3 separate regions of the Homo sapiens genome follow, and all the other regions are linked to region 1. Evidence: chromatin loops called from intact Hi-C (ENCODE). Cell type or tissue: ascending aorta. All regions are shown on one strand.

The links. A loop is a pair of places that touch in the nucleus more often than their neighbours do. Peaks named below come from ENCODE experiments on the same cell type or tissue, not always from the same donor. Only the 100,000 strongest peaks of a DNase experiment are listed, where the experiment ranks them.
Region 2: a loop joins it to region 1, with 2.6 times the contacts of the local background. A loop is called at or near these places in 10 of 110 quality-filtered maps.
Region 3: a loop joins it to region 1, with 7 times the contacts of the local background. A loop is called at or near these places in 60 of 110 quality-filtered maps.

What each region holds. Positions count from the first base shown.
Region 1 is chr3:11,150,805-11,158,804 of GRCh38, reverse strand. It overlaps HRH1 (histamine receptor H1), which reads right to left and starts at 4,312. Exons shown (of 2, transcript NM_001098212.2): 1 at 4,251-4,312. It overlaps LOC105376951 (a long non-coding RNA gene), which reads left to right and starts at 4,405. Exons shown (of 5, transcript XR_940593.2): 1 at 4,405-4,541; 2 at 7,344-7,443. LOC124909345 (a long non-coding RNA gene) reads right to left here and starts at 4,059. Exons shown (of 2, transcript XR_007095817.1): 1 at 3,674-4,059. In ascending aorta, a CTCF peak has its summit at 3,232 (motif pointing left); DNase peaks (open chromatin) are centred at 3,224, 3,638, 4,364 and 4,575; H3K4me3 peaks cover 3,910 bases; H3K27ac peaks cover 7,000 bases.
Region 2 is chr3:11,285,173-11,293,172 of GRCh38, reverse strand. All of the region lies in intron 3 of ATG7 (autophagy related 7), which reads right to left. It also overlaps the pseudogene RPL13AP27. Among named protein-coding and RNA genes, the nearest start is that of ATG7, 17 kb to the right of the region's middle. RefSeq lists enhancers at 1,762-1,891, 3,396-4,595 and silencers at 3,087-3,136, 6,414-6,546. In ascending aorta, no CTCF peak of the experiment used is centred here; DNase peaks (open chromatin) are centred at 3,542 and 4,302; H3K4me3 peaks cover 581 bases; H3K27ac peaks cover 5,190 bases.
Region 3 is chr3:11,331,998-11,339,997 of GRCh38, reverse strand. It overlaps ATG7 (autophagy related 7), which reads right to left. Exons shown (of 21, transcript NM_001349232.2): 11 at 6,905-7,026. Among named protein-coding and RNA genes, the nearest start is that of ATG7, 64 kb to the right of the region's middle. In ascending aorta, a CTCF peak has its summit at 4,785 (motif pointing right); no DNase peak of the experiment used is centred here.

The sequences.
Region 1 (8,000 bases):
ATTAGTAAGAGAGTTTAACAAGATTTCTGGATACAAAATCAATATGCAAAAGCCAAGCATATTTCTCCAACAAGTAACCAACAGAACATGAATTTTTCTATCAAAAATGTATAATAGCATACAAATTATCAAATAATAGAAATATATATAACAAAAGATATAAAAAACACAAAATGAACATTAGGAAGCCATGTCACGAGATATTAAAGATGTTAAAAATATCCTAAATAAGTAGAGAGATACCATGTTCATGGAAGACTAAATACTACACCTTCCACTCTCTAGAAGGCAATGGAAAGCTCAGTGTAACAGCTGCTATTTAGAAATCAGAGCAACCTGGATTTATATTCCAATTTCTGCTGCTTCTAAACTCTGTAACTTATTTCACCAACCCCTCTGAACCTGTTTCTTCTCTTATAAAACATGGATAATAATTTCTGCCTACTTGTTAGAAGTCAATGGATAAGAAAGCACTTTGCAGAGTGCTGTATAAATACAGGAGATTCTTACAACTAGTATTTTTGTCCCTTGTTGGTCCAAGGGTGGGAGAAAAGTTAAATGTCCCAGACTAAGCCAACTTGCTTGCTTATGCCCATCTATTTATCATCAAGGGCATTGCTGAATGTTTATTCTGTTCATAACATTTCTTCATTCAGACCTCACAGCAACCTGTAAGGTGGGTGCTATATTAGCCTCATTTTACAGATAAGAAAGCTGAGGCCCAATTAAGCAATTTGTCATTCACATATTCATCCATTCCGTAGACATTCATGAATACCTTCTACGTGCTAGGAGCTGTGAATGTCCTGGTGAATAAAACAAATGTGCTGCCTGCTCTATTAGAGCTGATATTATGGTTGGAAAGACAGCCAGAAATCACACCTCAACAAATACACTGGCAGAACTAAGATTCAAACTCATGTCTGTTGGACATTGGAGTCTGTGCTTTTAAGTACTCCCTGGGGGCAGCTTCCTCAACCTCTTCTGCTCATTCCTCTGTTGGGATGTGATAGTTTCTAACATGCATTCTGCTGGCAACAACAAGTTTCAATGGCCCTTGCCATCCAAGCTGTTGCACAAATTGAGAGCTGTCAGCTTCGATCCTGGCCCATGTGATCCCCCTGCATTATCACTGGAGAATTACAGCAGTGAGGACGAATGCATAAAAGAGGCAAGGCATCCTGGCCCCCCCTCCGACAGCATCAGCAGCATTGCTCCCGAAGAGTATGCGTCTTAGTCCTCTACAACCATTAATGGCAGAAGTGAGTCACTTATAAATGAGATATGGGAGCTTTATTATAATTACATCCCGAGATTCAGAAATGCTCAGCGTCACTGTGAAAGGGAGGGCAGCAGGTGACTGGGGCTTGAATGATCCTCTGCCAGGTACATCTTTCAGATAAAACATCTTGGATCAGGAGCAATTATAGCTAATTCCCGGCCTGAATGCTAATGAGAATTACTTACAATTGTATGTAATTCTTTGCAATTTATACCATCTGCTTTTTTCCTTCTTTTCTCCACATTTCCATCCTGACATTCATCCTGAGAAACAGATACTGGCAAATCGAACGAATGGCCATTTTGCAGATAAGGAAGCCGATGCCCAGGGTCTCTCGGTTCTAAGGGCAAGAGCTGGGGTTCCAACCCTAAGCTTTCTGTCCCTCTAGAAAACAGCTGATTGAAAACTGTCCCAAATCCATGCTCGTCAGAACAAAGCCAGAGCACAAAGTTCAAGCTGCACTGCGTAGCAGCAATATCATCCACACTAGTGACACTCGTTGCAATGGCCAGCGTTTGCTGAGTGTCTAGCAGAGTATCAGAAGTTTATACAGGTCCACACTGAGACTTCAAGTCTCAGACTATTTAAAGCTTGAGACTGCAGTAAGACTTTGGGGCACACATTACATCTAACCAGACCTACTCTCACTTTACAGATGAGAAAACAAGAAGCCTGCAGAGGCTGGGCAATTTGCAGGTGGCAGAGAAAGGATACAGAGCTGGGATTGTTTGGCCTTAATAGCAACAACAACAATGGACTCTTAACACTTTTAGCTATTACATGGCACCACTGAAGTGCTTTATGCACATGAACACACCTAATTCTCTTACCAACGCAGTGAAGAAGGTGTCAGGAATACCCCCATTCTAAAAATGGGGAAACCAAGGAACGGAGACGTGTAGCAACTTGACCAAGGCCACAAAACTCATAAGCAACAGTGCTGAGATGTGAACCCCAACAGGTGAGCTCCAGAATCCCACACTTTTGATGTCTTTGCTATGTGTTTTCTCTGCTAAGGAAAAGCCAGGCACTCCTTCATTGTGAAGAGGAAAGTGCCAACACAGAATTCTGAGAGAGTCGAAGAGGAGGAGGCTCATGTATAAGTCCCTCCTCCCTTGGACACTCAGCTGAGGGTCAGGAAGGACCACTCCCAGCCCAGCATTGGCCAAACCACTCTGGGGTGCAGGGTCTCTTGGCAGGCTGCTCCGGCCTCCACCCAGCCCTGAAATCATGGACAGGCAGCACCTGTCCATCTCCTGCCTCCACGGGATTCTCTGTCACATTTGAAAATGAAAACAATGCCAGGCATCCCCTGCCCTTCTCCGTAGATTCTCCCCACACCAGGAGAAATGCCTGAATCACACTCGAGGATTTACATGGGGTTGTCCAGGATTCCTGTGAGCAGTGGACCTGCTGCCTGGCTTTCCTCTATTCATCCTTTGCTGCTGCCAGACACAAGCAAAGAAGGAGCTAAGGTCCCATCTGCCACCTCAGTTTCATTCATAATCTAGAGGGAGTCAGGCAACATGGGTGTTCAAACCCCAATTCTGTCATGGACCAGCTGGGCAATCTCAAGCAAATTACTTAACCTCTCTGAGCCTCAGTAGACTATCTGTTCAATAATAGTACTTACCTTCCAAGAATGCTGTGATGGGATAATGCATAATGATGCTCTCATGTGTACACCCTCCCTCTCTCCCAGTCTCTGCTGGTTTCTGGCTGCCTCCAAGACTCTTCCTATAAGACCCTCAATTCCCCTCTCCTTCATGCTCCAGGGACACACTCCGTCTGTGCTCCTGTCACAGGTTTCTGGCCCCGCAATCATGAAATGAGTTATTCAGGCACCTTCCAGCCTGAAAACCTTGTTCACCAGGACTCCCAGCCTGCCTCGTCTTGTCTGCTCCAGGCTGAGGCGGGAGCCCTCTGCCGGAGGACAGCCACTCTGCCTGGAACATCTCTGCACTATCAGCTGCCAGGCAAGCGGACACCTCAGAGGGATCAGGGAATCAGGAGGGAAGAGGTGGGATCTTCATGGAGGACTGGGGGCTGGGGGTGGGGTAACAGAGCAGGAGACGTGACTTCCTTGAGGAGCTGCTGTACTCCAGCTCCTGCTCCTGGCTTCCTGGGCTCCTTCGAGAAAAACTGAGAGCAACTTCTAGAATCTGATCTCTGAAAGAGCAGCCCCGATGCTTTTCTGTCACCAGAATCCACTCCCTGGCCATAATATCCACTCATTTTCCCAAAGCATCCTCCTCTCTCGGTACAACGAGGAGGAGGTGATCCGCCTCTTGCTCCACACCCCCAGCTGCAGCCGAACTGCAGGGGAAGGGCGGGTGGTGGTCCGGACAGTTCCCACCCCCGACTCCAGGTGACGCTGAGCCTGGGGCTTACCTCAGTGTATTCAAGTGATTTGGATCAGGATGACTCCGAGCAAAACCCTGACTCTCTCCCCTTAACCAGCTGATGCTCCTGGGCACAACTTCCCTCCCCGAGCCTCAGTTTCCTCCTCTGTAAAATGAGTATAACAATATTGCAACAGATAATGGATGCCCAAAGCCTGGCACAGTGAACGCACTCAACCAATGGGCTGGCACTACGGTTAGCAGCGAACTCAGACCCTGGGGAGGCTCAAAGAAAACGAGGCTCCCCCTCTGCTCGCCCGAGCTCAAAGACGGACGCTCAGGGCGCGCACCCTGCCCAAGCCCGGGGAAGCTAAAGGTGTCTGCGCGTCGAGTGCTGAGGCCACAGTGTGGAGAGGGGAGCGGTGCCACCGAGCGAGCCGCCCTCCGCCACCCTCCCCAGGCCACCCGCGTCGCGAGGGTACCCAAGCGCGCTCTTCTCAAGCGGGCGGCTCCGGGGTTCCCGGCCGCCCTGCCGGGATGCCCGGAACCCAGCCTGGCCAGCGCGCAGCCTCGCCCAGCCGCGGCGGCCCCGCTCCCGCCCAAGCCCGCGCCCCGCTGCGACTCACCGGCGCCGGCTCCGGGGAAAGTTTGGTGGCGCGTTGGCCGCGGCGGCCAGGCTGCTGGGTGTCGCGGGGGCGGCGGCGGGGGCGCCGGGGAGCTCTCGGGGAGCGGGGCGCCGGAGGAGGAGCCGCTCCGAGGGGCCCACCCGCGAGCAGCGGGGAAGGCGGGGACCCGGGCCCCGCGGGCCTGCAGCGCCCCCGCACCCGGTTCCACGCGCCCAGGGCCGCCCCCGCGGAGAGAGGGGGCGCGAGGGGCGCGCCTCTCGCTCGGACACCCTCTCCCAGCTCGCGCCCCAGGTTTGGAGCTGCTCCCGCTGGGTACCCGGGCTCGGGCTCTGCGAGGCGGACTGCTCCTTGGGTTTGGAAGGAGGGGTGGCAGAAGGGTCAGAACCTTGGTGAGACAACTCCACCCCCACCCACGCACCTGCGGGCACACAAAACGACAGACAGAGATAAATCAAGACAAAGAGGCACAGATGGAAATAGAGATGAAACGATGTTTGGCAGAGTCAATCACAGATAGATTGAAAAAGACAAATAGTGATACCTGCGCCCCTCATTCCTGCTAGGGGCGCCAAAATCGAAAAAGGCAAAGTCAGACAGAGGTGGAACAAGATTGACAGTAGGAACCCTACCCCTAGAGGTTTCGGGGAACTAAAGAGACCCCAGGGTCTACAACCTCACACCTCTCTTCTGTTTCTCCCTAGCCCGTCCTGATGAATGAGCCCACATTTCAAAATAGGATGTGTTTTAATTAGCAACCTGTGCCACCCCGAGCAGCAAGGGGAGGAGTGGGGTGGGGGTGAGGCCCCTCTGCAGGTCCCCGGGAACCTCTGTCCCTGGCAATGGGAGCTTGAGGATTCTTCCTGGCTGCCTTCATTTCCAGAGCTGGGAGAGAGAGGTCGAGGTTTTTCTGCCTTCTCAGCGCCGGGAAAACTCCATTTGAACCTTTGAACAGTTATGGTTTCAGATTTTACCCCAGCAGTTTCGAAGGGACCACCTAAGCTCACAGGGAGAGGAGGGTGTTTGAGGAGGTGGGACATGGTGGGTTGGGGTGTGGGGGTGGGGGTCAGAGGGGTATTTTAGCCTCCTCCCAGTAGCAGCAGTCCCACCAGCCCTGGTTGTGGACCACACAGAGCTGGGTCTGAGGCTCAGCTTCACAAGCTGTGTATGGTAGGTCCATGGTCCTTTTTCTTGGCCTCAGGGCCCATGTCGGTAACACAAGGGTTCATAAAGACAGGGGCCATTGTGTCAGATGCTTTTCTAAGTGCTACAGATGCTTACTCATTTAATCCTCACAACAATAATAGGTCCTAGTAGGTAGGAACTATTATTATCCCTATTTTACAGGTGAGAAAATGAAGGCACAGAGAGATTGAGTAACTTGCACAAGGTCACATGTAGGAGAACTGAGCATCCACCCTACTCAGCCTGGCCCCAAGGTCCAAGGTGCTGTTATAACTTCATCTCCGTGGGGCTGTTGGAAAGTTTCATGATGCCATTTCTATAAAGGGCTTAGTGCTCCATAAATGGTAGCTCAGAGATCACTGATCCCATCTGCAAGGTGGGGATTAAAGGACTTTGTGATGCCCAGTGATATGAGACTTTGGCCTTGAGATAATGGCAGGCCATGTCACTGTCCTGGGCATTATGGATTCGAGAAGTCAGGGATGTCCCATTTGTTTTTCTGGCCAGCCCTCTGCACATTAGCACAACCCCACAGCCAAGACTCACCCTGGATCCACGAAAGCCCTCTCCCACTCCCTGGTGATTCTCCAGGGCCTCCATATTTTACACTTTACCAGACTAATGCACCCTTTGGAACCGAGTTAGCACTCAGGATAGCAACTGTTATAAATTCTAAAGGAAATACATTTCCTCTCTCTATAGCTGTGGGGCTTAAGGGAGGTAAGGGGGGGATGGAGGTGGGAGGGGGGATGGGGGCAGGGCGGGTGGGGGAAGCCTGGGAAATGGCTGCGTCCACACTTTCATCCCTCCTCTCTCCATTCTGCATTTCAGCAAAGGCTTGGTTATTTGGAATTCCTCCCCAAAGTTTCACTTCCTGGGCTAGTTTTAGGCCTGCTAAACCCATGGTGATCAGCACTTTTAGAAAAATCAGCATCTTAGAAACAACATGTTAGACATGATTTCAAGCCCCTGGTAAGCAGGGTGTGGGTTGTTTTGCTGTGGCATTTGGAACTGACAGATCAGGAGGTACCCCAGGCTGTATGAGGGGTTGGGGAGCAGAAGGGCACAATCAACTTACTAACAACATACAGGCTGCAGCAGAAAAGTAACAGCCCCATGCTTACTGCATACTGTGTGTCAGGCTTGATTTAAGAGCTTTACATAAATAATGCACCGATTCCTCACAATCCCATGAGGTAGGTACTGTTGTCATCCCGTTTTGCAAATGAGAAAACAAAGAGATGAAGGAGTTTGTTCAGAGTATACAGCTAGTAAGTCTTCCCAAGATCAGACAGGTGGGAAGCAGCTGAGCCAGATCTGGAGCCTGGAGCAGTCTGGACCCACAGCCCCACTCCTACTTCTGTGCTTTGTGGAAGAAGCAGAAAAAAGGGACAACCTCAATGCCTGAGTAGAGACTGAAGGCAATGAGAAGAAATAAGTAGATTAAAAATACCTGCTCTGCCACTTACTAGCTCTGTGTTTACTTTGCTTCTCTGAGCCTCAGTTTCCTCATCTGTATGTAAAATAAGAATAGTAATGCCTATGTCACACCCAGAATTTTAGTGATGGGCCGGGCATGGTGGCTCGCCCCTGTAATCCCCAGGTAGGATTGGGGAGGCCAAGGTGGGAGGATCACTTGAGCTCAGGAGTTTGAGACTAGCCTGGGAAACACGGGGAGGAGACCTTGTCTCTACAAAAAATAAATAAATTAGCTGGGCATGGCAGTGTGCGCCTGTAGTCCCAGCTACTCAGGAGGCTCAGGAGGGAGGATTGCTTGAACCCAGGGGATCAAGGCTGCAGTGAGCTATGATTGAACACTTCATTTCAGCCTGGACCACAGACCAAGACCCTGTACCCACCACCACCGCCCCCCCAAAAAAGGAATTTTCATGATGTTTCTTTTGATTGCAGGTAACTTAAACCCAATTATAAATGGCTTTGGCTATAAAGTGTTCTTGAATGAAAACGTTTAGGAAGTAGGCCTGGATTCAGATGCTTCAGAGGCTCAAAGGTAATTGTCATAAATCTGTCTCCCTCTGTCTTGACTCTGTTTTCTTTTCTGTCAGCTTTATTTTATACATATGTGCCACTTTTATTAGCAGGCTGGCTCTTTCCATAGGGAGGTGGAAATGGCTAAACAACCTCAAGGCAAAGAGATCACGTCTTTCCAAATATTTCCAGCAAAAATCCCAGGGTTGACTCCAATTGGCTTGGCCTGGATCACATACCCAGTCCTGAAACCGTTACAGTTGTTTTGGTTGGCTAAGCCTGAGTCACATGCCTGTATCTGAAGTCAAGGAGTAGAGTCAGCCCGCTGTAGGCCACTGGAACTAGGAGTGGGTGAGAGATGGTTCCTTAAAAGACAATCGAGGTGCTATTAGCAGGATAACAGGGGTCCTGGAGAGGCAAGAACACAGATGTCCTCTCCCTCACAGTGCTGTTGTCAGGATTAGATAAGCTCATGCAGGCAAAGTGCTCAGCACAGTGCTTGGCTCTGGTAGATGCTCGGTAACCAAATCCCCTTCCTTCTTCCCTCCTCTAGGAAACAGGAATCGTGGCTAACCAAAT
Region 2 (8,000 bases), 130 kb before region 1:
TAAACATATATTTAAGTGTCCTTTAAAGCCAGGACTTAGATTCCTCAGAATCTCAAATTCAACAAATCCAAAATTCAACATATATTTTCCCTAAATTCTGCCCCTTTCTCTGTATTTCCTAGTTTGCTTAATAGTATCACCTTAATTCAAGGAAGAAATTTCAAAGTCATCTTCAATTTTTCTCTCTCTCAACGCAATAAAGCACTAATTCCTAGAAGCTCAACCTTAAACAGTCCTCTGGAATGAGATGAAGGTTAACAGTTACTGAACACAGACCAAAACTAGGCACAGCAGCAAGGGTTGTTCAATTGAATTCAATTCTCTCAGAAGCCCTAAGGAATAGCTCCAATTTTATAGAGGAAGAAACTGAGGTTCCAAGAAGTAAGAAATTCACACAAGGAGGCTGGGTGTGGTGTGAATTCAATTCTCTCAGAAGCCCTAAGGAATAGCTCCAATTTTATAGAGGAAGAAACTGAGGTTCCAAGAAGTAAGAAATTCACACAAGGAGGCTGGGTGTGGTGGGAATTCAATTCTCTCAGAAGCCCTAAGGAATAGCTCCAATTTTATAGAGGAAGAAACTGAGGTTCCAAGAAGTAAGAAATTCACACAAGGAGGCTGGGTGTGGTGGCTCACGCCTGTAATCCTAGCACTTTGGGAGGCCAAGGCGGGCAGATCACCTGAGGTCAAGAGCTCGAGACCAGCCTGACAAACATGGTGAAACCCCATCTCTACTAAAAATACAAAAATTACCCAGGTGTGGTGGTGCACGCCTGTAATCCCAGCTATTTGGGAGGCTGACGCAGGAGAATTGTTTGAACCCAGGAGGCGGAGGTTGCAGTGAGCCAAGATGGAGATCGTGCCACTGCACTCCAGCCTGGGCAACAGAGCGAGACTCTGTCTCCAAAAAAAAAAAAAAAAGAAAGAAAGAAAGAAAAAAATAAATTCACACAAGGCTATACAGCTAGGAAAGTAGGGGAACCAGGATTCAGCTTCCAGATTCACGCCACTCTGAAGCCCATGCTCCTCATGCAACTTCATGCTTCCTGTCTAGGTCTGCCTGCCTTCTCTCCATTCCCACTGCTACGTGCCAGGCTCCATCATCTCACACCTCGGCTCTTGCAGTGATATACTCACGGGTCACTGCCTTTGGCCCATCTCCTCCAAACAAGGTGACAAACTGCCACCAGGAATGATCTGCACAGGTGGCTCCCTTGTTTAAACAAACAAACGAAAGCTTACTGGCCTTACTACACAGAGAATAAGGTGCTGCAGCCTTAGCCTGCTAGTTTCCTGATCTTCTGCATGGCTGATGTTCCTAGGAAACCTTTCCCCTCTCTACCAGGAAAAGTACTTCTCATCTCACAAGGTCCTTATGAAGCTGTCAGTAACAGTCAGTGGATATTAACAGTTCCCTTCTCAATGGTGACAGATGAACACTTCCATTAGGGCATTTACCACCATGAACTGTGCTTGCTGTTTTGATAATACTGTTAAAAACTATTTAAATAACAGCAGTAGTAATGTCATATTAGTAACTGTTCTTATTAAATGCTCATTCTGTACCAAGCACTACACTAAACAGTTTACATGTTATTCCCTTGACAACCCCAGTGGTAAGATTATGCCTACTTTACTGAAGAGAAAACTGAGACACTGGGAGCTTAAGTAACTTGCCCAGAGTCACACAGGAAGTGGTAGAGCTGAGATGATAACCCGGGTCTGCTAGCTTCAAAGCCCCTGTTCTCGTCACTATATTACACTGCCTTGAAGGAAGAAACTTCTTTTCAGGAACTTTCTACTGCCCATCAGCCTCACACATGCTAAAAAATAACCAATTATTCACAAGCTAACCTCCTCTCCAACAGTCAAAACAAAAAGGCCCTGGCCAGAGCTATCATCCAATGTGGAAGGAAATCAACACAGTTGCAGACAGTGGTACAAAAGGATTTCATCTAAAATCCTCTGTGTGACAGATCATCAAGTCCCTACATATGTCAGTCATCCACAACTTTCTCTTCAAGGACAAATGTAACTTGTTTTCATCATAATTTTGATGACCTGCTAAGGACATCAAGATGGAATTTTACCAGTGCCAGAGAATCACAAAGACAAAAAAGAAAACTCTATTCTACAGCACTTCGGTAGCTGGGTAAAAGCGACTAAGGATGACTACTTAAAAGATAACAGACATGGCCGGGTGAAGTGACTCACGCCTGTAATCCCAGCACTTTGGAGGCTGAGGTGGGTGGATCACTTGGTAAGGAGGTCAAGACCAGCCTGACCAACATGGCGAAACCCCGTCTCCACTAAAAATACAAAAATTAGCCGGGCATGGTGGTGCATGCCTATAATCCCAGCTACTCAGGAGGCTGAGGCAGGAGAACTGCTTGAACCCGGGAGGCAGAGGTTGCAGTGAGCTGAGATCGCACCATTGCACTCCAGCCTGGGCGACAAGGGTGAAACTCTATCTCAAAAAAAAAGAAGATAACAGACATTTTGTATATTAATTGCAGATAGTGGTTCCTGGTGCCTTCAAGGTTGTGCGTCTGAAGCCTAAAATAAAGTCTGCCTACCTGGGGGTGGCTGGTTCATGAGGTTGGCTGGAAGTACCAGGCAGTGACAGCTACCTGGAGGAGAAGAGGAAGGAGAAGGCCAAGATCCACTACCAAAAGTAAAAACAGGCCATGAGGCTGCAGAAACAGGTGGAAGAGAACGTGGAGAAGAAAACTGATAAATACAGAGTTCCTCAAGACCATGGGCTCCTGGTCTGAGCCCAGTAAAGACAGCTTATTCCTCATGCTTGGCCTGGCCTGCCCCTCCTCCATCACCGCGCTGGGATGTGGGGGACCCAGGCGGCAGTCCAGGTGCTGAATGAAGGCAGCCTAGGACTTAGAAAGATGGGAAAGAGGAAAGGGCCTTAGTCACTGCCTTTCTATAAAGTTATTTGAAACAATTCTAGGAGTTGTGCAGACATAATTTGCTTATGACCTACTTGTTCATGAGAGAGTTTTTAAGAACAACTAGTTACTTCTGTTTCAATATTAGCAAAAGTGAGCTGGAACACTAATTGGAGGGGAGCCCTACCCTGTGAATCAGGCATCTATTTCCTACCCGGTCTATACTATAGACTGCAGCTACCAGGATGTGAGAAAACACATGGGGACAATATGAGTTTGCTGTTGTACAAACGTTATTTATAGAAGCATAGACTGGGAAGATGTGCGACCAAAGGGGTTCCAGGTATTGCCCTTATTCCTTCCCTGTACTTTGTAAACAGAACAAATAAACTACTTTTACAGAGAGAGAAAAAAAAGGCCCAGTGCAGTGGTCCATGCCCATAATCCTAACTCTTTGGGAGGCTGAGGCAGGAGGATCGCTTGAGCCCAGGAGTTTGAGACGAGCCTGGGCAACATGGTGAGACCCCATTTCTACAAAAAAAGTTTTAAAATTTGCCGGGCATTGCAGGGCGCATCGGTAGTCCCAACAACTCGGGAAGCTGAGGTAGGAAGATAGCTCGAGCCCACCAGGAGGTTGAGGCTGCAGTGATCCATGATTGCACAAAAGTAATTTGCATAAGAGGCACATCCTTCAAATATTTTCTGACTTATTTGGCCTTAGGGAAATTCTGAACAGAATCCAAGGGCCTATTTCATAAGAGGATATAGTTGATGTTGAGCTGCTGAAACCGTTCCATGACAGGCTGAAAACAGAAAAGTCTTAAGCAACATCAGCATGATGAGGAATCTTCTGGAAATACCTAAACAGGACAATCTATGGTAAAGGTATCACTTAGGAACATACACGTCTATGTAACATCACTACAGCGCTTAAGCTGGAAGGGAAGATTTAAGAAGTAATGGTCGGAGGGGAATTTGGGGGGAAGTGAGTCATAGACAGAGTTATTCATGTGTCACTAATCTAAATCCAAACATTACCTACTTCCTGAAAAAGTAAGGCTTGCCTGTATAACCCTGGACAGTGCAAGTGAAACTTCGGCCTCTGCTTAGCTTAGAAAGATAAAGGATTGTTTCTATCACACTTCAACATTATATTCAGACACAGTCAAGGAAAGAAATTAACATAGGCATCAATGTAAGTGTGTTTCAATTTTATTTCAAACTATTTCAGGATGTGAAACATCCTGAGTTACACAAGATGGGATTGTGTCACTGCCAATTAAACAGGAAAGGTTTTGATAGGGATTCAACACTGTAATGAGCAAGAACTCTAGTGGTGTAAGAAAGCCTGCAGTAGCCAAGAAGTTCAGTCAAGATTAAACTGAAATAGCAGCGTGTGTGGTTAACCAATACAATCCCCCGGGGCTGTGTCTACCACCCAAACTTGGTGCAAATTTCAGACTTTAATGAAAATAAAACTCAGTCACACTCAGCACAAGTAGGAGCTCAGAAAATGTCACTGAATGAGTACTTACCAAAAGTTTCTGTCCACATGGATCTAAATCTTTTGTTTTTTAAGATCAAATCCCCACAGGAAATGTGCAGTGGCGGTTGCCTCCCAAGAAAGCTGCTAGGAGGTGAGGAGAGAGGAGTGTGGGGAGACTTATTTTCACTGCATGACCTTTTTTGCCTCTTAAAGTTTGTATTATGTATATAAAACAATACAGAAATAACTAAAATAATTAAAGAAAAAAGTCCTAACCCAATGGCAAGAAGACAAAGAGAGAGATAAAAGACTAGCAGCTCAACTGCTTTGGTTCCAAGAAATCATAGCTGGGAGATCCTTGAAACAAGCACCATGTCTTACTCATCTTTCTTCAGGACTGAGCACAGTGCCTGGATCATATTAAGAGCTCAGTAAAGGTTGAAATGAAATAATAGCTCTCTTTTCGCACAAAGGGCCAATGGATGGATGCTATATAGTAAGATAAATTTCAGCAGTTTAAAAATTACTAATAGCTTGAATTGTCCAAACAGGAAATAGATCAGAGAGATAATGAGTTCTCCATTAGCAGAAGTGTTCAAGCATATATTGGATGATTATTTGCCACGTAATACTGCACAAAGGATTGCTGTATCAGGCAGTCAGACAAGACCAGGGTCTGGCAAGCTTTTCCTGAAGAAGGCCAGATAGTAAATATTTTAAGGCACTGCAGGCCTCAAACAGTCTGCTGTGTATTTTATTTTTTTTACAACCCTTAAAAAAATGCAAAAACCATTCTTAGCTCCTGGACTGCACAAAAAAAGGCCTCGGGCAGGACTTGATCCACAGGCTATAGTTTGCTGACTCCTGGACTAAATGATCTTCCAAACCTGTTATCTTTTGATTCTTTGAAGGTGCCAATAGTATATTTTGTTTTGAGGAAGACTGATATTTTTGGCATAATCTTTTTAAAGGGCAGTAAAGATCAGTGAGGGCGCTGAGGGCGAAGGCCAGATTCTAAGGCCACATCTGCTGGCCTGCAATAGGCACCTTGTAATGCTGCAAATACTTCTTTATGAACTGGTAAATACAGTCTACTCAAAACATTCACACATCTCTCAGCATCATTAAGCCAAGACGAAGCTCATTTGATATTTATTAAGGCTCATAACGTTCCGGAAAGACTGCATCAGCAGCATTCTACATCTTAAGCAGGCATATGACTACACCTCTGATGGTTTCCTTATGCTTTCTCCCAGACCGCCGCTGCTGCCTTCCGACTTTTCTAGTTCTACCCCACGGCCCTGTCACTCCTCACCTCTGACTTGATGCTCCTTAGCAGCCGCTCTCAGGCCCCCATGGCCTAGAACTCACAGCCCCTCTGTCTGAAAAGTGTTCCCTGTTCTCCCTCACCTTGCTTCTGTGACTGCCTGGCATTCACAGAGCAGCTCAGAGGTGACCTGCTCAGGAAAGCCTTCTCAGAGGTGCCTCGCCTGTCTTCACTCCCCTCATACTCCTCCCCTGGCAGCTATATTTAATCACTCCTGGCTCTAAGCCACCTAGACATTTGGTATTGTTTTTCAACTCTTTGCTTACCTGTTTGCCTCCACCAAACTTGATTGTAAACTCTACAAATACAGATCCTGGCTCATATTCCTTTCAATGTCCCTAATCCCTTGTGAGTGGCTCTCAAACATTACTAGGATGAATTTTAGAAACCTTTTATCAGCCAGGCACAGTGGCTCACACCTGCATCCCAGCACTTCGGAAGGCTGAGGCAGGAGGACTGCTTGGGGGCAGGAGTTCATGACCAGCCTGGGCAACATAGCAGAACACCATTTCTAGAAAAAATTAATTTAAAAATAAAATAATAATAATAATAAAAAAAGGTTGGGTGCGGTGGCTCACACCTGCAATCCCAGCACTTTGGGGGTCTGAGGCGGGAGGATAGCTTGAGCTCAGGAGTTTGAGACCAGCCTGGGCAACATGGGCAACATTCCGTCTCTACCAAAAATATTTAAAAAGTTAGCTGGGCATGGCGGTGGCATGCGCCTGTGTTCCCAGCTACTTGGGAGACTCAGGTGGAGGATCGCTTAAGCCTGGGAGATTAAGGCTGCAGTAAGCCAAGGTGGCAAGATGGCACCACTGCACTCCAGCCCAGGTGATCGAGCCAGACCCTGTCTCAAAAAAAAAAAAAAAAAAAAAAAAAGAAAGAAAGAAAGAAAAGAAAAGACAAAAAAAAAAACACAAAACAAAAACAAGGAACTTTCTATAGATATCCTCCCGAAAAGAAACAAAAGCAAGAAATAACCCAAACTTCTATGACTATGAGAACAAACCCCAGAAGCCAATTACCACAGAATATGGAGTAAGGAATCATGAAGAACATACGACGATATGCCATATAACTTAGGTCCCTAAACCTATTATTGTTTTTTCAGGACTAAGACCTTAGCGGGCAGGAAACATGCATGCACAAATCAGTGCAAATAAAACCTTATGCAACTGCATATGAAAGTAGTCAAGAATAAATGTTTCTTTCTGAAAGCATTCTGGTAGCTACTAGTGACAATATCTGGTCATTAATATAGCATTTTAATGAAGAGATTAAAGTTAACACCAGCAGCAACGTGACAAACAGACACTGTGTGCTATCTGATAGAATGCCATGGAAAGAACACAGCATCTGTGGTGTTTGGATGAAAATACACAACCTGGATCTCATGGGAGGAAACATCAGATAAACCCAAGTTGAAAAACATTCTACAAAATGACCAGGATTATAGTCTTCAGAAGTGCCATGGTCTTAAAAGTCAAAGGGAGACAAGGAGCTGTCCCAGACTGAAAGAGACCACAAAGACGTGACAGCTGGGGACCACGTGTGATCCTGGGATGATGCTCCACTATAAAAGGACATTATTGGGACAAAAACTGAATGGGAGTCTCTGGGAGATGGATAAATAGAAGGTATCTGTCTTATTCTTGTAGAATTTCTGTAAGTTTGAAACTGTTCCAAAATAAAATAGTAAGAATAATTTTATCTTACTATTAAGATAAAAGCTGTGTGTCACACACAGCTTTATACGTTGTTCAACAGGCAAAACCAATCAACCTGACAGAAGTTAGAATGGTGATTACAGGGTGAGGTGGAGCTACTGACTTGAGAAGGCCACGAGGAAGGCTCCTGGGGAGATGGAAATATTCTGTATCTTGAGCTGGGTGGTGGTTACAAGGCATATACCTATGTAAAAAGCCACAAGCTAAACATTTGCTATCAGTGCACTTTATGTATGTTATCCATGAATAAAGAAGTAAAATAGGGCTGGGTGCAGTGGCTCACACCTGTAATCCCCACACTTTGGGAGGCTGAAGGAGGACTGCTTGAGCCCAGGAGTTCAAGACCAGCCTGGGCAACACGGTGGGCCCCCATCTCTACAAAAAATAAAAAAAAATTGCCAGGCACCTGTAGTCCCAGCTACTTGGGAGGCTGAGGTGGGAGGTGGGAGGATCACTTGAACCCAGGAGGTCGAGTCTGCAGTGAGCCGTGATTGTGCCACTGAACTCCAGCCTGCGTGACAGGGTGAGAATCTGTCACAGGAAGGAATTTAAAAAAAAAAAAA
Region 3 (8,000 bases), 180 kb before region 1:
CCAAAGTGTGTCCTATTCAATAATCTCAGAGGATAAGGATCCTGTAGCTAAACAGACTTTGGAAATGCTTCTATACTTATATCTGTCTTCTATATCCAGCCCCCACTACCACTCAAACCTGGCCATTCACATTGCACATGAGGGAGATAAAAGCTCTGAGAAACCTGCAGTACAGAACCCACGTGATTTGATTTGGCTTTGTGTTTCCCACACTTACGTGGCTCTCCATATCTCCCTTCATTTCCCTGTATACCAATTACAATCTCAAGGGACACATTCAGGGAAACACTGCTGTATTCTACTGTTGCAAAATTCTCTTAAACATCTCAATTGCTTTGCAGAACACACCTGCTACCTTCTCATGTTAATGAAAGCTTTGCTTGCCTTGGTGGAACCACAGCCTTGTAAATCTTGCTAGTGGATCCCACTCTCTTGCGCTCCCTACATCTCAGGACCTCTGCTACTCCCCCTTTCTCATTGAATTCCCACTGCTCACAATAAAACCTGAACTACTAAGCAAGAAATTCACCCCACCACAGCCTACACTTCCAGCATCACCTCCACTGTCTGCCTTAAGCAACAGACTCTGCAGGAAGAGAAACTCCTTGACTTGAAGTTAAGATGTATGGGACTGGGGGAATTTTAATTTTGTTTCTAATTATACGCTGGTTTTCTTTTCTTTTCTTTTTTTTTTTTTTTTTTGAAACAGAGTCTCGCTCTGTCGCCCAGGCTGGAGTGCAGTGGCGCGATTTTGGCTCACTGCAAGCTCCACCTCCTGGGTTCACGCCATTCTCCTGTCTCAGCCTCCCGAGTAGCTGGGAGTACACGCGCCCGCCAGCATGCCCGGCTAATTTTTTGTATTTTCAGTAGAGATGGTGCTTTACCGTGTTAGCCAGGATGGTCTTGATCTCCTGACCTCGTGATCCACCCGCCTTGGCCTCCCAAAGTGGTGGGATTACAGGCATGAGTTACCACGCCCGGCCTGTACACTGGTTTTCTTTGTCCATTCTCCTACTTTTGAATTTCTATCAAGATCACAATTTTCCTTTCCTTGGGAAACTTTTCAGCTGTTGACATTTAAAAAAATAGTATTGCCCAATATAATTACGGGACCTAGAAGGTACTGATTTCCTTTACACGATCTTTTGTTTCTGGGATAGGACGGTCAATGAGAAACCATAGGACCAATTATCCTTGAAAGCTAGTTGGGCCCCAGTTTGGCTGAGGGTATCATTCACAGCAAGAAGCCAGAAAACAAACGTCCTTCCCCCTTTTAAATCGGGCACTCTGATGTGGTATTTTTTAATGCCATGAAAAATTAAAACTGAAATAATAGAGTTTTCTTGTTTGAGACAGGGTCTTGCTATGTTGCTGAAGCTGGTCTTGAACTCCTGGGCTCAAGTGATCCTCCAGCTTCAGCCTTCGGAGCAGCTAGGATTACAGGCATGAGCCACCATACCCAGTCAGATTTGAGTTTCATAAAGAGGTTAAGACTTCAGAATTGTTTTTCTGTGGGGAAAAAAAAGAGTTCCCACCTGCCATTAATTGATATTTTGTTTGATTTTATTACTACTCTTAGATTCAATTAAAAATGTGTCTCTTAACATCAAAGACATGGAATCTGCTTAAATGCCCATCAATGACAGACTGGATAAAGAAAATGTGGTACACACACACCATGAAATACTATGCAGCCATAAAAAAAGAACGAGATCATGTCTTTTGCAGGAACATGGATGGAGCTGGAGGCCATTATCCTTAGCAAACTAGTGCAGGAACAGAAAACCAAATACTACATGTTCTCAGTTATAAGTAGGAGCTAAATGATGAGAACTCATGGACACAAAGGGGAACAGCAGACACTGGGGCCTACTTGAGGGTGAAGGGTGGGAGGAGGGAGAGGATCAGAAAAAATACTAGGTACTAGGTATTAGTACCTGGGTGATCAAATAATCTGTACAACAAACCCCTGGGAAACAAGTTTACTTATATAACAAACCACATATACCCCTGAACCGAAAATAAAAGTTTTTTTTTTAATGTGTCTTTGATACATAGCAAGGAACTTGACAAGAACTACAGAATCACAGCCTAGTATTGTAATCCATAACTCCAGCCTAGGTTTTCTCTTGATACAGGTAAGAAATTATTAGACAAAAATAAGACATAATTTCAAATTAAAAGTTCTCTATACTCAAAAGGTTACAGATGCTGGGCTCATGTCTGTAGTCCCAGCTACTTGGGAGGCTAAGGCAGGAGGAAAGATTGCAGGAGGAAGGATTTAGCCCAGGAGTTCAAGGCCAGCCTGGGCAACATAAGAAGACCTCATCTCTCAAAAAATAATAATAATAATAAAGGCTATAGCCATTTCTAAGAAAATTAGATGCCCTTTAAACTTAATAATGAAAAAAATAACACATATGGCAATAGTATGTAATTTACCATACCTGCATCCATATAATCTATACCTATAAGACATACACCAAATTAAATTATATATATATATATAGAGAGAGAGAGAGAGAGAGCTAGAAAGACAGAGAGACAGACAGAGTCTTGCTGTCTCGCCAGGCTGGAGTGCAGTGGCACTTATCTTGGCTCACTGCAACCTCCGCCTCCCAGGTTCAAGCGATTCTCCTGCCTCAGCCTCCTGAGTAGCTGCGACTACAGGTGCGCACCACCATGCCCAGCTAATTTTTGTATTTTTAGTAGAGACGGGGTTTCACCATGTTGGCCAGGATGGTCTCAATCTCCTGACCTCATGATCCGCCTGCCTTGGCCTCCCAAAATGCTGGGATTACAGGCATGAGCAACCACACCTGGCCAAGAAAATATTTTTTAGGAAAAAATTAGGTGCTGTCTCCCATAGTGGGCAAGCAGGAGCAGCACAAGAAAAAACAGAGTTAAGATGGGATCTCTACCCGCAGCAGTGTCTGCCATCTTCCTCCACCAGGTGCCAGAGCTGTAACACAACACACCATGAGGAAGCAAAAGAAGACATAGGATATTTAAAATAATACTCCTCGACTGCGCAAGGTAGCTCACACCTGTAGTCCCAGCACTTTGGGTGGCTGAGGCTAGAGGATTGCTTGAGCCCAGGAGTTCAAGACCAGCCTGGGCAACATAGTGAAACCCTGTCTCTGCAAAAAATACAAAAATTAGTTGGGTGTGGTGGCACATGCCTGTAGTCCCAGATACTCGGGAAGCTAAGCTGGGGGGATGGTTTGAGCCTGGGAGGTCAAGGCTGCAGTGAGCTATGATTTTGCCACTGCACTCACTCCAGCCTGGGTGACAGGTCAAGACCCTGTCTCAAAAAATAAAATAAAATAAAATAATTTAAAATAATACTCCTTATACCATTACCATGGCAACTATGGGATGTCTTAGAAGTATTGAAAAGTACAACCATACTTATATTTTCAGTTTACATTATGATATAGAAAAATTCTTTATGAAGTTGTATTTACCATAAAGTTTTATTTACAGCTAAGAGGGAACATATTAATTTACATGAAAAACAGGAAATTCATTTGCCTTTCCTAAGCTAAATAATCTACATTTAATATCAGGCATTAAGAAGATGTGTTAAAGGCATTAGTGGACGACAGAAAACCTTTTTCAAATGGAAATGTACGGTGTGGTTCCTGAGTTTAAATGTCAGCATCGGCTGGACGTGTGACTCACGCCTGTAATCCTAGCACCTTGGGAGGCTGAGGCAGGCAGATTGCCCGAGCTCAGGAGTTCAAGACCAGCCTGGGTACACGGTGAAACCCCGTCTCTACTAAAATACAAAAAAAATAGCCATGTGTGGCGGCGTGTACCTGTAGTCCCAGCTACTCAGGAGGCTGAGGCAGAAGAATTGCTTTTGAACCCAGGATTGCAGTAAGCTGAGATCCTGCCACTGCACTCCAGTCTGGGCAACAGAGCGAGACTGTCTCAAAAAAAAAAAAAAAAAAAAAAATGACCGGGCACAGTGGCTCATGCCTGTAGTCCCAGCACTTTGGGAGGCCGAGGCGGGTGGATCTGTAATCCCTGCACTTTGGGAGGCCGAGGCGGGTGGATCATGAGATTAGGGGTTCGAGACCAGCCTGGCCAACACAGTGAAACCCCGACTCTACTAAAGATACAAAAACTTAGCAAGGCGTGGTGGCACGCGACTGTAATCCCAGCCACTCGGGAGGCTGAGTCTGGAGAATCGCTTGAACCCAGGAGGCGGAGGTTGCAGTGAGCCGAGATCGTGCCATTGCACTCGAGCCTCAAGCGACAGGGCAAGACTCTGTCTCAAAAAAAGCAAAAAAAATGTCAGCATCATCAAGCATGAGCCTTATCATAGAGAGTAGGATGTAAGAATAACTCAGTGACTTTGTCATAAAAGTGGAAAGAAAACTGCCTCTCTGCAGAGTGGTTGGCAGAATTAAGTGATTACCCCATGGAAGGTGCCTGGCAGCTTGTCAGACACACAGACCAGACCCACATTACTTTTTAGCTAACTCTCACCTCATTCCCTAAGACCACGCTTGTCCAACCCATGGCCCAGGACAGCTTTGAGTGTGGCCCAACACAAATTCATAAACTTTCTTAAAACATTGAGTTTTTTTGCATTTGTTTTTTAGCTCATCAGCTATCATTAGTGTTAGTGTATTTTATGTGTGGTCCAAGACAATTCTTCTTCCAGTGTGGCCCAAGGAAGCCAAAAGATTGGACACCCCTGCGACTATCTTTAAGTGTGGTTTAATAAAACAAAGGTATAGCATGTAAGTTAACATTACACAGGAGCTATTTTAGAATTTGCCAGGAGAGGGTGCTACATCCAATGCAAATATCTAAAAACAGCAGAAAGGCAAAGGCTCTAAACTGAAAAGCAGCATCGTCCTTTGATCAAGCAGAAGTACTCTGTCAATCTTTCAGCGAATTGTGTAAAGACATCTGTGTTAGAGCATAGAATCGCTGAAAAAATGTCATGTGGGCCAATCCTGAATCCTTCTGACTGTAGCACTCTAGAAAAGATATCTCAGAAGAGATTTTTTTTTTTTTTTTTTTTTTTGAGACAGAGTCTTGCTCTGTCACCCAGGCTGGAGTGCAGCAGTGCAGTCGGCTCACTACACCTCCACCTCCCAGGTTCAAGCGATTCTTCTGCCTCAGCCTCCTGAGAGCTGGGATTACAGACGCCCGCCACCACACGTAGCTCATTTTTGTATTTTTAGTAGAGACGGGGTTTCGCCATATCGGCCAGGCCAATCTCGAACTCCTGACCTCAGGTGATCCACCCGCCTCGGCCTCCCAAAGTGCTGGGATTACAGGCATAACCCACGGCGCCTGGCCTTGGAAGAGATTTTGACACCACCTCCCCCATCACACACACACACATTTTAAGGCATATCTATGGCATAAGGAAAGAAATGTGCCTTGGAACCATGAGGATGATATAAGGAACAAGCTAAATAATATATATGAGGCCAGGCTCAGTGACTCATGCCTGTAATCCCAGCACTTTGGGAGGCCAAGGTGGGTGGATCACTTGAGGTCAGGAGTTCAAGACTGGCCTGACCAACATGGTGAAACCTGTCTCTACTAAAAATACAAATATTAGCTGGGCATGGTGGCGGGCTCCTGTAATCCCAGCTTCTTGGGAGGCCGAGGAGGGAGAATCACTTGAACCTGGGAGGCGGAGGTTGCAGTGAGTCGAGATCATGCCACTGCACTCCAGCCTGGGTGACAAAGCTAGACTCTGCCTCAATAATAATAATAATAAATGTTGTGAAAGTGCTCTGAAAAGCATATAAATCACATAGAGATGAGGAATTATTCTGGCAAGAAGTATAAAAGTGCTGGGCTTTATGTGAGCTAGGAAATTTACATAACATTTATTAAGCACCTATGATGTGCCAGACATCGTGCTCTGACTTTGACATAGGACATGGATTCCGGGTAAGAAATATTCCCGAAGCTGGCCGGGAGCGGTGGCTCATGCCTGTAATCCCAGCACTTTGGGAGGCTGAGGTGGGCGGATCACAAGGTCAGGAGATGGAGACCATCCTGGATAACACACGGTGAAACCCCGTCTCTACTAAAAATACAAAAAATTATCCGGGCGTGGTAGTGGGCGCCTGTGGTCCCAGCTACTCAGGAGGCTGAGGCAGGAGAATGGCATGAACCCGGGAGGCGGAGCTTGCAGTGAGCCAAGATCACGCCACTGCACTCTAGCCTGGGCGACAGAGTGAGACTCCATCTCAAAAAAAAAAAAAAAAAGAAATATATCCGGAGCTGGGCATTATATCCTTATTTTACTCAAACTTGAATATGTATTCAATCTCTGTGACATATGTAAATATATATATGTGTATATATATATACACACACACACACATATATCTCTCTATAGATAAAATGTCTCTCAGTCTAAGTTTCTCAATTTATAAAATGGGGGTAAAAGCTGATAACTGTCACATAAGGATCAAATGAAGATATTAAATGTGGAAGGAGAAATGGCATTTTTCCTGACTGGTTTACTATATGAAGAACAGGATCACATACAACTTTAAGTATATAACAAATAAATATTTAAGTGCATTAATACTTCATCCTTCCTTTAAGAATGGACAGGAATAAAGATTTTGTGTTAAAGAAAAGTAAAATTGAAAACGGGGGGAGCAGAGGGGAACAAATCCTGAAGACTGAAAAAACTGCCTAGAGAAAATTTCCTGGTCACAATCTTTGCCTTTGTTCCAGTCTGAATAGCAGAGCATGCCCTCTGTTCGAAGTAGGTGTCTGCATTGGCAAAGAGGTACAAGTTGTACTTTTCTCTTCCTTTCTTCTGCCATTGTGACGATATGAAAAGAAAGTAAACCTGGTTCCGTTTCTGATAAATGATAATTATATGCATTTTCAAAGACCGGCAAATTACCTGGGCTAAATGCCATTTCTGGAAGCTTCACTTCGAAGATGATGCTGTGGGCAACGTCTCTCGCCCCCTGCATGGTACGGTCACGGAAGCAAACAACTTCAACAGACTGGAAACTGCTACTCCTGTTGTCATGCCCGGATTTTTATTTATTTATTATTTTTTTTTAAAGGAAGGAAAAGAAAAAGCTCACATAAGAGCTTCAGCAAACCAGTTGGAGAGAATTCAATGCATTCTAATTATGCCTCTCTGATACCCACAGGAGATGGCCTTAACTCTTTTGAACATATTCATATATGGCTCCTCTGTCCAAGTGTTTAGAGGCTGAAAAATGAATTGGCTGTGATTTCTTTCTAGGTGATTTCTTTCTACAATCATATTGCACATAAATAATTCCGACAAGTAAATCTTTTAAATGCGGAAAAAATGCTCACAAGACATTTAGAAAAAATCCTCTAGGACGTGGGTTCTTTTGGTTCCCTCTGCTCTCCCCATCTGAACTTCCATATTAAGCAGCAGTACCTCAGTCAGTAGTTAGGAAGCCCATTTGCACTGTGTAGACTTACCACCTGGATAATTGTAGATTGTCTCCCTCAGAGAACAATCTATAATTTATCTATCTTCATATTTTTAAATAAACATTTTTATTTAAGTAAAGCAGACACATTACACAAATCCCAAGTATAAAGAAGGCTGTCTTATGCCTTCTCTCAGTCATTAACCACTGCCTTCAAAAGTAACAACTACTCTAAGTCCATACATTGGTTTTGCCTATTTTAACTTTACATAAATGGAATCATGGAGTATGTATTATTTTAGGTCCAACTTATTTCACTTAATATTATGTTTTTAAAATTCAGCCATGCTGATCTCTGTATTAATAGTTCACTCAGATTCATTGTATATGACATTTCATCATAAGGGATATACTTAAATTTATTATTCATTTCATTATTGAAGAACGTGTGAACTATTCCCAGCTTTTGGTTATTGAGAATAATGCTTCTGTAAACATTCTTGTATATGTGTTTTGCTTCTATCTATGTAGGTATTTCAGTGAGTAATATACTTGAGAGTAACATTGCTGAGCCATAGATAT